Regions from separate parts of the Homo sapiens genome. Here region 2 is linked to region 1. A link is a loop called in an ENCODE intact Hi-C map of the cell type or tissue named here. Cell type or tissue: A673. All regions are shown on one strand.

Region 1 (5,000 bases):
AGGGGTAAGATATATATAACTTCAAAAAATGATTGTCTTAACAAGTAAACTCAAGTAATATTTGTAATTTATAAATGCTGTCTACTAGCTGTCCTTTTGCATTTCTTTAAAAATAATTAGCCTCTAAAACTTCATCAGTACAAGTTTAAATGCAGAGCAATTAAGGATTTCCAAAAACATTGCTTTAATCTGCCCTTAAGTTTCTTTACTCTTTCTTGAAATGTCCGCAAAATTAATTGGACTCCTGAGCTCCATTCAGATAGATAAAACAATAAGAGGTATATTTTATATGACAAGCTCACAGCTTTAAAAAATCATTAAGAGCTTGGCAATAATATCTTCAATGCACTTACTATTACCTATTGATCCTAATGCACTTGACTTATCTGTAACGATAAAACTTATCTTGACCTTGCTGAATACAAATAGCCCAGACTAAAACCTGCAATGGCCTCTCGAGGGGAAACACAGCGGTAATCATGACCAAGATGATACAGGGAACCTAAGTGCTCAATACAAATGTGCCAACAGAATCAACATTTGTTTCAGTCTCACTTTGGTAATAAGAAATGAGAAAGCAACAGTTTTCTATCTATAAACAGCATTAAGTTCTTTTCTCTAATCAACCTTACACATTTTAATCAAGGAACTAGGACAGCCTCTGTCATGTCCTTCTGTTATTTGGCTGATTCTTCAAAATACCTGGTCCCATCTGCTTTATGACGTACCCTAAGGACAAGGGAGTGGGGGACTCCCCTCAAATTCGACACCCCCTTTTGACGGGGGGGGGGGGAGAACTCGGATGTCTTCCCTTGGGGACATCCATAACACCAAAGAAACTTAGATTTAGAAAATGACATTTTGTTCCAGTTCTACTAAACTATTCTAAATTTGCACCTGCAGTGACTAATGCATAAAAGATATTCCTAAATGTTTTTCTAAAATTACATGACAGGTTCCTCAACCATCTCGTTCATCTCTCAAATTTTACCCTACATTTTTATTGTCAAAGTAAATCACTAAGTAAACATTAAATTACCTGCTTTCCTAAGTCTGTGGATACAAAGTAAGTCAATGAAAGCCGTTTTCCACCTTTTAAAATAGGTCTGTTAGAGAGAAACACAATTTCAACAGAGCCAACTTTTTAGCTAGAGTATTTCATAAAGTTAGAAAAAAAAAATCTTGAAGAAAATACTAATTCCCTAATTTGATATGGCTATCGATTAAAGATTTAAAAACCCTAAGATTCCAGATTCTCAAATATTTTACAAATATTAAAGCACAGAATGAAATTAATTATAAACATATTAAATTATTACTTTTAATTTTTTCAGTTCCAAAAAATTGTATAGCAAATAATCTATAATTTAGTCTTGAAATAAGATTTCTGTTTGTTTTTAAACTACTTATAGAGACTTTGGGATTTATGGATAAATTATAACTTCATGAATTACACCTCTGACAACTCAAAATTCAGGCTTGGATTCTCTCTAAACTCCCTGCCCCCAAATATTTCCCAAGGCAGCCAGGCAATGAATGCACATTTAATGTTATTTTATATAACATATATGTCTTTTAAGAAAGAAAGAAATAACTTTAATTGTGCTTTAATACTATTTTAGTAGTTTGATATCTGTATCAAAATTGTATGATTTTAAGGCAGCGTGAAAAAGAAATTATATAAAGAATTTGCTAAGTAGATCAGTGGCTTTCTTAAGCAGTACACTAATGCAGATATAGTTTTGAAAACCCTGCAAGAATTAGTTGTCCTGTATTATTATTCAGGGCACCTGAAAGCAAGATATTATAACTATGGCACATTAACTCTGCTATTTCTCAAGATAGAACCAGGAGTTTTAAACGTTCCCCATTGAGTAATTTGCTCAGAGCACCTAAATGAAACATACTGTAATTTTATATATTTCCATCTACAATATTGCTTAGTGCTGATAAACGGCAATATAACTTCCTATATTTTAATAGGCAACAGTTCTGGCATTGGCTATACACGAACACAGACTTAAATAATAACGCCATCCACAAACTCTGCCACAAAGAATAAGGCTCCATTGCTAATTATACAGGGAACTGATTTTAATTACACAGAGAACATTGCTTTTAAAAAACACTTTCCAAACTGCAAAGGCGGAGGAGCGGGTAGCTACTGGGAAAGAAAGAAAAAAAAAAAAAAAAAAAATCAACCCAACACTTCTACCATGTTACAACAGTGCCCTCTACTGGTAAACTGGAAACTTTGCAGGTTAAAAAAAGAAAAATTAGAAAAGAATGCCAGGAAGAACAAACTTTAATTATGGAAATTTCGCTGACTTTCTTTAATATAAATAATGAAATTCAACTTGTGTCACTTTAAACCTAAATCAATATTTAACTTGACATGTGAAAAGCGTCCCGATTAAATTTATAGTTTTGAAATAACTGTGAATTTCAGAAACGTGGTTTCCCACTATATATCATCTGGCTAAAAGACAAATCATGTTTATTTTAAGTGATGAACAAATATTAGAAATATTTGGATAGTTAATCAATATTTCTTAATCTAAAATTCACATATTTAGTAAAAGAAATTAAAATCTAATTCATTAAATGTATGAATTTTTACTTCTCAGGCTGTCATGCATATAATGTCATGTCAAAATAGCAATCGTTGGCCTGGCGCGGTGGCTCCCGCCTGTAATTCCAGCACTTTGGGAGGCTGAGGTGGGCAGATCACCTGAGGTTGGGAGTTCAAGACCAGCCTGACCAATATGGAGAAAACCTGTCTCTACTAAAAATACAAAAATTAGCCAGGCATGGTGGCACATGCCTATAATCCCAGCTACTTGTGAGGCTGAGGCAGCAGAATCACTTGAACCTGGGAGGCGGAGATTGCAATGAGCAGAGATCACACCATTGCACTCTAGCCTGGGCAACAAGAGCAAAACTCCGTCTCAAAAAAAAAAAAAAAAAAAAAAAAAGCAGCAGTTATTTGTCATCAATTTAGATTCAGAGAAAATTTACTATCAATTTATTTATTTTAACCAGTAAATATTTCTTTAATCCAATAAATATTTCTGTAAGAATATCTGGTTTTAGGAACAATTAATATATGCTTAGCACACAGATCTCAATAATGAAATAGCCATCATTACTAATATTTCCTTTGTTTGAAGTAGAAATTCTACCACATATGCAAGTCTGATTTACAAGAAATAACAAGACTTCCAGCTACATGTATTTTAAAATCTTTGAATTTTATATTGTATGATAGGAAACTTTTAAGTGAACTAATAAAGTTTAAGAACAAGTATATTAAACGACTGACTACAGTGTATTACTATTTTTAATTTCTAGCAAAAATAAACTGTTATGTCTAGACTAAAAATTTTCCGTTGTCTTTCCTTATACAAAAATAATTTCTATCACAGATACATACAATCTAAGTCATGAAAATTATACTTCTGAAAGCAATATAAGAACTTAATAGCTTTATAGGAAACAATTTTTTTTCATATTACAAGAAACTCTGAGCTTCAAGAAAGGTAAGGCTTAGAATACATTCTTTTAGCATCTTAAATATGGAGTGGGGGTGGCAGGGCAGAAGAAGGGATCAAGAACAAAATGGCCCCAGCAGGAGACTGTCAGGGAAAAATGTTAAGTGGGGGCAGGCATGAGTGTTAAGACACTCAAGGAAAGGACTTAGAGAAGAAGTGAAGGAAGGCGAACTCAGAAGCGTGTCGAGTTCTGCCGCTCGTTAAGGCCTAAAAACTCAAGTCAGGAGTCTGTAGAAGTTTAACAAGTTACCATCCTAACTCTTCAACAACAGACCGCCATTTTTCACTAACAGTTACAGTTTCCAATTGTACAATGGAAATCAATAGAAAAATGAAGTTTACATTAAAAAATGTATTTTATAATGAACCACCAGAAAGTATCTTCCATCAGGCAACACTCACGTAAATAAATTATATTCTAACCGACCACTGGAAGAAAAGAAACAAAAGTAATTAGGAAAGCAGCAGAGAATTAACTATAAGTAAAAATGGAGAGAACATATCCTGATGGATCTGAATTTGTTTTTTAAACAATATACTCCCGGAAAAGTGAGAATTGGTTTCTAATATACAGTAGTTCCAAAGTACAACCAATGACTGATGAGAATTTCATGCTCAAAGAAGAAGGAATGATGGACTTGGGATCAGAGTTTTATGATTCCCTACTCATAAGAATGAGTTCAAAGTTAAACCTCTATTCAGTAATGTAATGGGAAAGACATGTCTTTAGAGCGAGTCCTTAAAGCAAGTTTTGTTTTATGCCAATACCTACATTACTATTTGTATACTAATACAAGCCGTTTTCATTTCTCCTAATTATCTAATTTTTTTAAAGATGCTCACCTGAAATCCCTAAAAATAAATTTAAATATGCAAAACTTGGGGTCGAAAGTAGTTCAGTAATCTCTGGGCCAACCAAAACCCAGGGGTCAGGCGTGATAAAAGAGGCAAAGAATTTTTAAAGAGCAATTTATAATGGAAAAAGTACAAATAGTTTATAAACATAAATATATTCATTGGTAATCAAAGGCATGCAAGACAGAACTATTTTTCACCAGTCTGCCAAAGATCAAAAAGGATAATATGCACTGCAGATGCAGGCACAGGGAAGGAGGCAGTCCGTGCTGCTGCAGGGGTGCATGCTGGGACAGCCTTTCTGGAGGGCAACTGAAATATGTATCAAAAGCTTAAAAAGGTGACAATCAACACAGCAGTTCTTCCAGGAATTTCTCTTAAGGAAATTATGAGAAAACGCAAATGGATGTGTGTGATTAAGAATGTTAATAAAAGCACTGTTAAAATAGTGAAAAATTCTACACAATCTAAATGTCACAACAGGGAACTATGTAAATTCATGATGGCACACACAGGTAATGCAACACTATGCTCCCATGAGGATAAGTTAACAGACATGGAAAGACCTTCACAATAAAATAAGCTGGGGAGAAA
Region 2 (5,000 bases), 1.4 Mb before region 1:
GATTACTTATATAAGAAAAAATCAGTGACTTAAATATTGCTTTTGTTCTATAAAGATTAGAACATTGTTACAGAAAGAAAAGTAGGCACGCAGTTGTTAGAACCAGGTGTGAAGATCAAAGCAGCCCTGGTAAGTAGTAGTAGTGATCAGAAGCTGAACCACCTGAATAACTTCATTTCCTTACATTCTCTCTTATGGGAATAAGATTAAATTTAGAGCATGTGCCAAGTCTGAATCTGCAGAGGTGAATTGATACACAGGAGTAGGTACCTAGGCAGATTTATTAGCCCATTTTCACACTGTGGTAAAGAACTACCTGAGAATGGGTAACTTACGAAGAAAAAAGGTTTAATTGACTCACAGTTCAGCGTAGCTAGGGAGGCCTAAGAAAACTTCCAATCACTGAGGAAGGCAAAGGGGAAGCAAGGACCTTGTTCACATGGTGGCAGGAGACAGAGTGAGAAAGGAAGGAAGGGAGGGAGGGAGGGAGAGCAGGAAAGGGAGGATGGAGGGAGAGAGAGAGAGAAAGAGAGGAAGTGCCACCCTTTAAAACCATCAGCTGTCCTGAGAACTCATTCACTATCATAAGAACAGCATGGGGAAATGGCCCCCGTGATCCAATTACCTCCCACCATGTCTCTCCCTCAACACATGGGGATTACAGTTTGAGATGAGATTTGAGTGGGGACACAGAGCCCAACCGTATCAGCAGACCACTATAGGCCAAGTTTAAATCTGGGTTTAGTGGTTTTTCTATTATTTTTCTTTAATCTTACCTGTTAAGTGGAATAATCTACCAAATACTTACTAGTAATTACCACATGTGAAAAGGAGGGAGAGGAAGCAGCGTCGGGCAAAGAGAAAAGATGAACTAAGATGCAGACTCAACCAAGCTTTGGGTAACTCAGTGGAGCGTTCTGGAAAGAGCAGTGTCCTTTGGAGTTGTCCTACCACAGGCCAAGATGGCTAAAAGAGCTGGAGCTTTAACCTTCTCCCCAACTTCCTCTATTCGGTCACCATAAGTAGACTGCCCAAAAAAGGCATGATCATAGGAGGACTTTAAGATAGAAAAACTGAAAGACATTCTTCCAAGAGCATCATTATTGTAAGAGGAAAACAGAGGAGAAGACTGCAGGGGATCAGATCACTGAATTTGCCCTCATAGGAGGACATTGAAGACTTCGGTGAAAGCAATTATTCTAGACTGATGGAGCCCAAAATCAGAATACAACAGGTTGTAGAAATAAAATGGAAATTTGGGAAAGAAGAGATACGTTAACAATAGGATGCAATCCTATTGCCACCAAGGACTTGCTAGAGTGTGTGGGTATTTTCCCTTTCTCAATGGGCCAGCCAACATTTCCAAGTGTTCTAATGGAACAATTAATAATCAATGGATCAATTCTTTTAGAGCTGTTTTGTTTTTACTGGTGGAGTGAAGAAGTGGGTATCTTTGAAGAATGAATGGGCAGGCATCAGAAATGATCTGTGTGGTTTCTAACTATATGAAGCCTCAGTAACTCAAGCAAAATCCTTGAATCTTATGTCTTTTTTTAATTATATTTCTCCAGTCTCCACTCAGCTTGAGCCACTTTCCTTGGGAGTCAACTCCAGTGATTTAGAAATGGAAGTCTTTTCTCGGCCTTAGTAAAAGTGGTGATTAGTAAAAGTGGTGAGAGACTGTTGATCACTCCATCTGGGATGTAACGCCCAAGCCGACTAAAGAGATATTCTTAGCATTATACTCTGGAGCCTTGATTTCATTTCCTCATAGATGCATTATGGGGTTTAGACTGTCCGTAGTATAAAATACTCCAGGGTGTACTATGTATCAGGTAGTAAAATGTAATAGAAATATCCTGGTGATGACTCTGAGGTATTCATTCTAGCTGTAAATTCATTCTAGCCTTAAATAATCATTATGTAGCCCCAAGACTATTGTGAAGTCACTTAATCTCTTGGTGGGGGGTGGTCTTAGTTTCCTCATCCGTAACATGATTGGGTTGAAATAGTTCTGTAATATGACGTTCAACTCTAAGACTAAGCTCTTGAACTTGAAGCATATTTCATGTCCTTGGGAGTTAGATAGGATTTTCTGAGCCTTTGAAATTTAACCTCCACATGCAACATTGTTTCTGTGCACACACATTATTTTAAATCTCAAGTAACCAACTTGAAAGTAAACTTTGTGAACCTAACACATTTATATGATAGTTTACTTGTATTTCCACTTTTAGAAACTTTAATTAAATTCATAATCACTTCATCCACAAGATGTCACTGTCGGCCACAATTTATGTTTAATCAACTTGCTTCCTCTTCCCCCAGGGCTTTATGACAAGCATGTGCTATGTAGAGTTAAGCACACAGAGATCCAAAACCTTTGAGATCATTTCTGTGTTAAGTGAAAGTCAATGTATAATGAGCAGATTTCAAAAGTAAATATGTGTATGTCATGATAGTCCTTAAAAAATGCTTTTAACATTATCCACTCATTTTAACATAAAAAAGTTTCTAATACATAATTTTATAAAAGAATCATAAGAATCCTCTAAAACAAAGAAGAATATTTAAGGGTTAAATAATTTTTTTGTCACAAAAATACTATCTTGGAGGGAAATTAGAGTGTTTGGTATGTCTTGTGATTGGTTTGAAAGGACAAGACAAAAAGTTTTGGTTAAATGCGAGTGTACCTTTCTGCAAGACCTGGTATCATCTGGGGTATAGAAATGGCATCAGGCATTTCTATTTATTTATATAAGATGGAGGGTGCTGCAGTCTTGGCCCTTGTTGCAGAACTTTATGCAACACCTGTGCCCGTGTTTACAGGGCCCTTCTCATCATTTAAGCCTCATTAACCACACCAGAACTAAATTGCACCATTTCTTCTGGTTTAGGAACTTGAATGACAGTGGTGAAACGTCACTGGAATTATGCATGTCACTGAGTACCACAAAATGAAAGCTGTGAACACTGAGTTTAGTCACTGATATAATAAAGTATTTCATTGTGTGACAATTTTATCCCTGAAGCATTTCCTTGACATAGCGTTTGAGAACACTGTCAAAAAAAGGATCTTACAATTGCCTTAGATAAACTCAAATCACAATTATCAATATCATCTGACTGCTAGAATAACGCCTTAACACATTAATCTCTATGATTTCTAACTACTGTGATCAGATTCTGTAAAGTATTTTCTAATACTACGTGGAGAATTGGCAACACAAGCATGGCAATCAAGGGAAAATCTATGTTCTCCAATAAAAATGTAGTATTTTGGGAGGCCACTGGATGTCAGACTTCACTCTAAAACTGTTGAATTGGTTCAGTCACATTTATCATTCAATATTTCCCTGAATTTGGAGTTCCTGAAGGTAAGGCATTTTCATATTCTTATTATCTTTTCTATGCCTATTAGTTTCAACTGAGCCTAATTATATTTTTCAATGAATATATAAATTTAAAAAGAACACAGATTTTGTTTTTTAGTTTGATATGCCCTCATAGTTTCTCACTTTCTTTGAGATGATTCTTCTATTAATGTTAAGATTTTGGGCATGGTGGCTCACATCTGTAATTTCGGCTCACACAGTGGCTCACATCTCCCCAGCACTATAGGAGGCCAAGGTGGGAGGATCACTTGAGGCCAGGAGTTCGAGGCTGCAATGAGTTATGAATGCACCTCTGCACTCCAGCCTGAGCAACAGAGTGAGGCCCTGTCTCTAAATTTTATGTGTATATATAATTTCCGCATTAGAGAGAAGGAGTAAAATTAACAAATAACCTCTTCACATTCTGTACAAGTGAAATTTGTTGTTTGGCTTACTGCTGATCTCAACAATAGCGTCACCATAAAGATGAATGAATTTCTCCATTGTTTCAAGCCCTCTCTGCTGTTCACACTCTTTTGGCCTCACAGATTATGTCCGGTAGTTTCTCTTGGCTGAATGCTAGGAAATATGGCAGAAGCGATGAACTAGGTAGGTACAAGAGAACCTAGGTTCAAATACATGCCCTTCCACTTCTTAGCTGAGTAACTTGCGGAATATTGCATATTGTCTCTTGACCTCAATCTTAAATGTTATAAAATTAAAATAATATAGATTCATCTCAGAAGTTTCATTAAGACGGTGTTTTATTATCTCTACTTGATAGCCGGCATGACAGAGTTGGGTTAAATTTCTAGGAACAATCATTTCAGTCTTCCCAACAATTTCAGACTCCCAAATCCAGCCTGGAGAAGCTTTACCCACTGAACCACTGAAAGTGGCTTTTACCAACAGGATGTTTTTGCTCCTCAATAGGGGACAAAGATGGAACTGCATGAGAAGCTGGAAGGAATTCATTTGCTGGACCTAACTCACTCAACCAGATGGAAAGTTGGGCATTAGCACAGTGCCCTGGAGCATGTGTTGGGCATGCAGTTTGTTGCCTCATTGGCCCCAAGTCTTCCTCCTACATGCTTCTGCACATACTGGCTTCATTGTTTCATTGTTCTACCCCACGGGCAATCAGAACATCTTTAGTCAATGTGCTTCCAGGCTAACAGAAGGCAGCAATGTTTTGTATCTGGCTTTTACCAAGCGTCCATCTTTAGTACTGAGTAGGACTTGCATGGAGGCAGTGGATGCATGCTTGTGTTTATCTCAGCCTTTAGCATCAGTCTGGATACAGGTAATATCAGTGGAAAATAGTGGCATCTCTTGCTCACATACACTCAAAGAACTTGGACAGCAACAAACACCGACTTCTGCATTTCTTTAAGTTCCCAAAACTCTTTGGCATAGTTTTCACGTGATTTTTCAGATTTTTTTTGTTTGTTTTTTTGTTTTTGAGACAGAGTTTCACTCTTGTCTCCCAGGCTGGAGTGCAATGGCACGATATCGGCTCACTGCAACCTCCGCCTCCTGGGCTCAAGCGATTATCCTGCCTCAGCCTCCTGAGTAGCTGGGATTACAGGCACCTGCCACCATGCCCGGCTAGTTTTTGTATTTTTA

Evidence for each region. Hi-C counts contacts between places; a loop is a spot of excess contacts. Peaks named below come from ENCODE experiments on the same cell type or tissue, not always from the same donor. Only the 100,000 strongest peaks of a DNase experiment are listed, where the experiment ranks them.
Region 2: a loop joins it to region 1, with 15 times the contacts of the local background. A loop is called at or near these places in 70 of 110 quality-filtered maps.

Annotation. Positions count from the first base shown.
Region 1 is chr10:7,869,411-7,874,410 of GRCh38, reverse strand. All of the region lies in intron 2 of TAF3 (TATA-box binding protein associated factor 3), which reads right to left. Among named protein-coding and RNA genes, the nearest start is that of TAF3, 53 kb to the right of the region's middle. In A673, a CTCF peak has its summit at 2,233 (motif pointing left); a DNase peak (open chromatin) is centred at 2,180; H3K4me3 peaks cover 652 bases; H3K27ac peaks cover 302 bases.
Region 2 is chr10:9,299,633-9,304,632 of GRCh38, reverse strand. No RefSeq gene overlaps it. Among named protein-coding and RNA genes, the nearest start is that of LINC00709, 27 kb to the right of the region's middle. In A673, CTCF peaks have their summits at 2,070, 2,270 (motif pointing right) and 3,304; a DNase peak (open chromatin) is centred at 2,312.